Linked DNA regions of Homo sapiens: region 2 is linked to region 1. The links are chromatin contacts, found by Hi-C or POLR2A ChIA-PET in ENCODE. All regions are on one chromosome and are shown on one strand. The core of a region is the stretch at or near the end of the contact, and the rest is flanking DNA. Distances in the headings are between cores, read along the strand shown.

Region 1 (3,817 bases), core at 593-3,092:
TGCTAGTGGTGGCTATTTGGGGCTCCATTTATAGAACCATTTGCAGTTTTATGGATTCTATTCTGGAAGAGACAATTTTTACAGGAAGGTTAAAAATGCAGGGTCCAAAGATAAGCAACATCGCAATAGCCACCAAGGGTCCCAAGAAGGGGAGAAGCCAGGACATCCATTGGTTGACAATACTCCAAGATCCTGTGTCTTGGAGCTCTTGTGCCCAGCGCTGTATCCGGTCTCAAAGCTCCTTAACTTTCCCAGTGACAATTTCGAATTGATTAACGAAATAGCAGCATTTTCTCCTAGAAAAAGATAAGTTCCACTTCTTTCGGCTGTTAATAAATCTAATGCTCTCCGATTTTGAAGGGTTACTGCTGCTAAAGAGTTAAGCTGGCTTTGTAAGGTGACCAGCAAATCTGCGACTCATTCCATATCATCATTTAACTCTTGTGATAATTTGTAATAGAACTGGGGGGGAGGTGGTAATGCCTCCAATGCTGGTTCCTAGTCCTCCTAGTATCCCAGCCCTGATAATGAATGGCAGAACTTGTGCCCATTTGTAGAAGATTTGGGTAGAAGAAAATTCTGTAACTCCTGATCAGTATAGATAGTCATAGGGGGCTCCAAAAAGGAGAGAAAGCATAGACTTTTGAAGAAACCGTTTAAGCAGCGGTAAGCTGAGGAACCACAAAAAAAAAGATTCCTGATGGTAAGCAAGAGAGTCGTGGAGGTAGGGTAATTCATGTTTTGCACTGGAAGGCAGCTGCATCAATGGTTGTGCTAAACTTTACACACGTGAGATTTGGTGTATGTGTTATTTCTAGATTTGAGACTAAAGGGCCCACCAAGCCTGTGGTGTTTGTTCTTAGTTTGGTGGCATTCCAATGTTCGGGAACAGGAACTGGGACATATGGTTTAAAGCGTAAGGGGAGGCACATCCAGCAGTCAGTTGGATTCTGGCTGGAGGCCTTGTGAATTTCGGTAAGGGTGACATTAAATAAATTTAGCAAGCAGGAGTGAGTGACTAGTCCCTGTGCTTTTAGGTCTTTGACGATCTTTTGTAACCCTTGTTGGGCTTCTGGTCTGAGGGGGTACTGCCTTTGATAAGGAAAGGAGGTAGGATCTTTTAATTTAACTTGAACTGGATAAGCATTTTTTTGCTAGTCCGTATTGTCCTTCCTCTGCTCAGACTTCAGGATTAACTTCCTCATGGAGTAGAGGGCACAAACAGGTATTCCTTCTCCTATATTTAAGTATATAATGACCCCTGCTTTAGCTAATATGTCCCTCCCTAGTAAGGAAGTAGGGCTCTCAGGCATAATAAGAAAGGCATGTGAGAAAAATAAGGTTCCCCAGTCACAACTTAGGGGGTGGGAGAAATACCTAGTGACTGGCTGTCCTAGGACCCCTTTGATGGTGACAGATCTGGAGGACAGTTGTCCAGGACAGAAGAGTAAAACTGAGAAGGCCTCACCAGTGTCCAGGAGGAAGTTAGTTTCCTGACCTTCAATGGTTAAGCTTACCCGAGGCTCTGTGAGGGTGATGGCATGGGCTGGCACCTGCCCCAGGCACCCTCAGTCCTGTTGTTGGCCCATCTGGTTAGTGGCCTCTGGCTCAGAGGACCTTCACCCTTGGGGGCAGTGTGCATTCCAGTGATTCCCCCTGGCACAAGCGACATGGATGAGGGTGCGACTTATTGTTGTTTGGGCAGTCCTTTTTGAAGTACCCCTGTGAGCCGCACTGATATCAAGTCCTGTTAGGTGGGTTGCCTGCCCAGCCCTTCTTTCTTTCAGAGTCACCAAAGTTCATCTGCCTGAGGGCCGTGACTAAGGCAATGGCCTTTCTCTTGTCTCGTCTATCTCGTTCAACCTGCTTCTCCTGATCCCTATTATAAAACACCAAAGCTGCCAAATTCAATAGAGTTTCCAAATTTTTCTCAGCACACGAGTCAGACTTCTGAAGTTTTTTTTAGGGTAGGCAGCGGCAAATTGGAGGACCAAGGTTGGAACAGTGCTTTTCGTACCCAAATTTTCTGTCCCCTATTTGCCCTCCTGAGAATATTCATTGACCTTTGGACTTGAATCGGGGGAGCTATTGTCTATTATATTGTTTTTGGCACATAAGTCTGACTGCTTAAAGTGGAGAAGTTCTACAGTTCTGATTGCTGATCCCAGACAGGAAAGGTGGTAATTAAAGTAGCCTCTGCAATCTGGAGTAAGTTTATGGCAACAAAAGGAAAAATGTCCTAGGCCTTCTATCAGCCACTGACATGCCTTTTGATGTCCCACGTAGTGCCTAGGGTATAGGTTATGAGGGACAGGTCCTGTATAAGTATATTGATACCAATTTGCATAAGAATAAGCCTGGGGGCACCATGGGCAAGGGTCTTTGGATTGTCACCCCACTCGACTTAGGCTCCTAGCCAAAATATTCTTAGACTCAGAGGTAGGAAAGATCCTAGAGGATAGGGCCTGAAGAAAGTCTTCTCTGAGGACGTTAGGACCCAGGAGGCGTGGGTCAGAATAGGCAGGGAATGCACACATGGGTGGCTGTGGAGTAGAAGCTTCTTGCTGTGCCATGATCTCGACCAGGTCAGTGCCAAGAGTTCAGGATGACAGTTTTCCACCTCTAGCCAGCCCTCAGCTTTTCCCAGGAAAGGTAGAGAAAGGTGGAACTGGTTCCAGGCAAACCAATGCTCCCAGACCAGAGGGCTGGGGGTTGTTAGAGAGCCCTTTCCCAGAAACCCTCAAACCCGTCTTAAGTCTGGCAGCCACACTTGTTGCTTTTAAATGGCTGACAGGCGCCCTGTGTTTTCCTCCAATTTCTAGTGAGAAGATAGAAAGAATAGCAAGAGAAAGGGGTCCAATGTTACTCACCACTTTGGAGAAATCCCAGATGGGCTCCCAGAAAGGAGACGAGAAGTCTTCTTCCATCAAAGGTTTTTCTCGATCAAGAGGTTCGTGGTCTCATGGGCTTCAAGGAATGAAGCTGTGGGCCACAGTGGCAAGTGTTACAGCTCGAGTAGAGAAATGCACAGACCCAAAAAGTGTACAGCTGCAAGATTTATTAAAGCAAAGGCAAAAGTAAAGTAAAAATGAAAGTAAAGCTTCCATGCAGTGGATGGGAACCCAGAAGGGTTGCCCAGAGCGTCTTGTCTTGATGTTGATGGCTGCTCACTGATCGGGGTAGTGGTTGTTGCTGAATATTGGGATGGCTGTGGCAATTTCTTATCATAAGGCATCAATAAAATTTGACACATCAATTGACTTAACCTTTCAGGAAAGGTTTCTCTGTTGCATGTGACACTGTTTGATAGCATTTTACCCACAATAGAACTTCTTTCAAATTTGGAATCTATCTTCTGAAACCCTGTTTCTGCTTTATCAGCTAATTTTATGGAATATTCTAAATCCTTTGTTGTCATTTCAACAATATTCACAGCATCTTCACCAGGAAAAATTCCATCTCAAGAAACTACTTTCTTTGCTCATAGCAAGAAAGCAACTCTTCATTCATTCAAGTTTTATCATGAGATTGAAGCAATTCTGACACATATTCAGGCTCCACTTCTAATTCTGGTCCTCTTGCTATTTCCACCACTCTGCAGTTACTTTCTCCATTGAAGTCTTGAATGCCTTCATGTCATCCATTAGGGCTGAAACCAACTTTTTCAAAACTTTTTTTTTTTTTACTATACTTTAACTTTTAGGGTACATGTGCACAACGTGCAGGTTAGTTACATATGTATACATGCGCATGTTGGTGTGCTGCACCCATCAACTCGTCATTTAACATTAGGAATATCTCCTAATGCTATCCCTCC
Region 2 (3,817 bases), core at 378-2,877, 40 kb after region 1:
ATAAATAAATGGATATATATATATACATATATATATATACACCTTATTATTTGTTAAGAATACTCAATAGTAAATATTTCCATTTCCCATAAATTAATCTAAATATTTAGTGAAATATCATTTAGAATAACAACTTTTTGTAAAGAGACCAACTATTTTTACAGTTTAACTGAAAAAAAAGTAAATATGTGATGATAATACCCAGAACATTCTGAAAATGAATAGAAATGTGTATAGAGGCAGGTAGGAGAGTGTAGAGAAGCCAAGGTGTCCAGACTGTGGAATGGTTACAAAGAGTTCAAAAATACATATAAGCAGATATGAGAATTAGTACAGTAGTCCTCCCTTATCTAAGGGGGATACGTTCCAAGACCTCAGTAGATGCCTGAAACCTTGGATAGCACTAAACCTTATAAATACAGTACTATGTTTTTTCGCACATATCTATGATAAAGTTTAATTTTTGAATTAGGCAAGTAAGAGATTAACAACAACAACAATAATAATAAAGAACAATTATACAATATACCAGCATCACTACTCTTGCACTTTGGGGCCATTACGAAGAAACGTAAGGGTTACTTGAATAGAAACACCGTGATACTTGTGGAGTCTTAATTGAGGAGAGGGAGTCAAGTTGGTGGAACTGAGGGAAAGCAAAAAGAGAAAGCAGATAAGCTCTAAGTCTGCCTTTCTTCTTGGTCCAGGATATGTAGCCCTCCTGTGCAAATAACACAATCTTCCTGTACCCAGCTATCACCAGATCCTCAGCTGACTAAAATTTAAAAAAAGTTAGTTAGGATACTGCAATTTTGGCATTATTAGAACTGCACAAAGCCCTCCTCAGCACACAGCATAAGCACCATCCTATAAAATTCCCAGGAAGCCTTTGTCTCTTTGCAGTTAGCTCCTCTCTTGCTAACCTGTCTGTAACCACTCTTGCAACATATTTCCATACTTTCTCTATTAAATCTGCCTTTCTTTACCTACAGCTGTCTTGTAAATTATTCTTACCGCCACACCACTGGCCTCAAATAGTTGCTGATCACCCATGACAACACTGATGCAGACAAACCCCCAAATTGGTGCTCAATCCAGAGGGTTCTTGGCTTCATTCAGGAAATAATTCAAGAGACAGCAGTGAAAGAAAGCAAGTTTATTAAAGATTACAACAACAGTGTACAGCAAAATGGCTGTCCATAGACAGAGCGGGGCTCTCCCATAGGCAGAATTGCCCAGAGTAGCAGTGTACAGCAAAGTGGCTGCTCTATAGGCAGAGCAGGCCAGAGCAGTAGCAGCAGTCCCAAAAAGGAGGAGGAGGAGAAGGAGGAGCAGCATCAGCGTACAGCAACAGTAGCAGTGCAGAGTAGCAGTTCCTGTAGATTGGTAGCTAGCTATGTTTATACCCACTCTTAGCTGTATACTAATTAAGGAGTGAATTATTCAGAATTTTCTAGAAAATGGGTGAGGGAGTTCCAAAACCATATAAAATAACTGCTGGGTTGTTGTCATGGCATTTGTAAACTGTCATGGTGCTGGTGGGAGTGTCTTTATGCTAATGAGCAGTGAGAGCAACTAGAGATCACTTTTGTCACCATGTGGTGGTTTCCACCGGTTTCTTCACTGCATCCTGTTTTGATCATCAGGCTCGTGATTGGTGCTGGGAAAATAAGTCCCGTTCATCTCCTACCTGAATACTGCTGCAGTCAATCTGATAACCAAGAGGGCCACTGAGTGACTAAAGGGCAGGTAGACAGCCTGGATACGCTGGACAAAGGGAGGATTCTTGTCCAGTGTGGACAATGCAAGGCAGTGTGAGATTTTATCACACTATTCAGAACAGCATGCAACTAAAACATTATTTCCAGAAATTTCTATTTAATATTATCAAACCATGATTGACCTTGGGTAACTGAAAATGCAGAAAGCGAAACTACAGATAAGGGAGTATGGCCATATAAGCAAATGATGGAGAAAGGAAAGATATTTCAATACATTTTGATGAGACAACCAGTTAGCAATTTAAACTAAAAGTATAGCTGAATTATTCCCTCACTCTTTATACCAAAATAAATTCCAGCTGATTAATTTTGAAAGAAAAAAATGAAGCCATAACTGTAATAAAGAATATATCCCAATTTTTCAAAATTCTGAAGTTAAAGAACTTTTTTAAAATCAAAACTATAAAATCCACAACCCATAAATATATGTCGATAAATTAGTTCCTATGAAGATTTAAAACTTTTCTGTTGTTAGAACCAAATAGTATAAACAAGGACAAAAGTTTTTTAAAAAGTGGGGGAGAGAATATTTGCAATATATTGAAAGATAAAATACTATTTTCCTTAAAATATAAAACTCTCAGGCTAGGAGAAGTGGCTCATGCCTATAATCCCAACACTTCAGAAGGCTGAGGTTGGAGGATCACTTGAAGCCAGGAGTTCACGATCAGCCCTAACAACAAAGTGAGACCCCCATCTCTACAAAAAACAAAAATGACACAAAGCTTTATGTAGAAATTATATATGTGTATACGTTTTATATATATGCACATATATAAAACTTCTAGAAATCAATAAGAAAAATACCCCAAATCTTTTAGAAATATAATAGGCATTTCACAGAAAAATAAACACATATGGCTTATAAGCAGATGGAAGGATGCCCAATTCTTCTCATAAATAAATGCAAATTAAGGCAAAATAAAGATAGTATTTTTTAGCTGCCAAATTGGCAATAGTTTGATAGTATACAGCCTTGGCAAGTTCGTGAGGAAACAGGAATTATCACACACAGACAGTGAATGTACACATTATCACAACTTCTTTGGAAGGGAATTTGACAGTAACCATAAAAACTAAAAATGTGGATATCCTCCAACACAGAAATTTGATTTTGAGGAATGTATCCCATCGATACTCACATGAGTGCAACTGCAATGTACAAAAATGTTTTAAAGCATAGTTATATACATAAACAAACATTGGGAGCAACCTAAGTATAATCATAATTAGACTGTTAAGTGCATGAGACTCTATTTTCTGGGTGGTTTCACCACTTACTAGTTTTGAAACCCTGAACAAGCTTCCTCAGCACTCTTGCCCCAGGTTCCTCATCTGTAAAGCTGTGCCAAAAGAAATACTGTACATGTTTCATTGGATAGTTAAGAGTAAATGAGTGAACACATAAGTCAAAAGGCAAAAAATACACTTTAGCTTAAAGATCTTAACTTGGCTTTATTTGCAAGTCCAGAATCCAGCAACAATTCATTCTATAAAGTATAATATGTGTTCCAATGAGCTGAGTAGAATAAGTTGGCTTTATAGACAGAGAGCTGAAGAAAGCAGAAACAAAGAACAAAAAGCAGACATGTTATTTCAAAGTTACTTTCCTTGTAAGGTGCAAACAGGGAAATAAAACAATAGAAAAATGACCCATTAGTTAACTTCAGGTAATCCCAGGTTACTTTTTGTTGTAAGGATTAAAGGCAGAGGGAATTTCATTGCCATGCAGATTAAAACTAACCTATTTGGGAAATTTGGTTATCTCTCTCTCCTGATTTCTGGAAAGGACACATAACAACTCAGTTTCCATGTGGTGAGTAGAACCTCAGCATGACGGACTCCATTCTGGTTTTTAGTCTGATCTCTTGGGGTCTAGTGCAGGAGCTCAGTCCAAAATAAGGACCTCCTGTAATTTTTATTTAACACATATAAAGTGCTTATGACACAATATGTGTCTCATTTATATGTGTATATGTGTATATAAATTACATACATATACACATGTATATATGTATACATATGTAAAAGTATCT

What was found. Hi-C counts contacts between places; a loop is a spot of excess contacts on that map. ChIA-PET counts read pairs that join two places held with the same protein, here RNA polymerase II (POLR2A). Pooled maps may share reads with other maps.
Region 2: a map of natural killer cell shows a loop between it and region 1 (6-fold over the local background). The contact joins two enhancer-like sites. A Hi-C loop is called at or near these places in 3 of 168 maps with a recorded cell type or tissue (naive thymus-derived CD4-positive, alpha-beta T cell, natural killer cell and transverse colon), 1 of 37 single-sample maps with no recorded cell type and 12 of 50 pooled maps. POLR2A ChIA-PET finds 5 or more read pairs at or near these places in 4 of 52 experiments (OCI-LY7, activated CD4-positive, alpha-beta T cell, activated naive CD4-positive, alpha-beta T cell and 1 more).

Annotation. Positions count from the first base shown.
Region 1 is chr14:38,103,301-38,107,117 of GRCh38, reverse strand. No RefSeq gene overlaps it. Among named protein-coding and RNA genes, the nearest start is that of SSTR1, 100 kb to the left of the region's middle. Within about 2 kb of position 1,842, at least 2 of the 41 ENCODE cell types and tissues checked have a DNase peak (open chromatin) inside an H3K27ac peak, as active enhancers do.
Region 2 is chr14:38,063,066-38,066,882 of GRCh38, reverse strand. No RefSeq gene overlaps it. Among named protein-coding and RNA genes, the nearest start is that of SSTR1, 140 kb to the left of the region's middle. Within about 2 kb of position 1,627, at least 5 of the 41 ENCODE cell types and tissues checked have a DNase peak (open chromatin) inside an H3K27ac peak, as active enhancers do.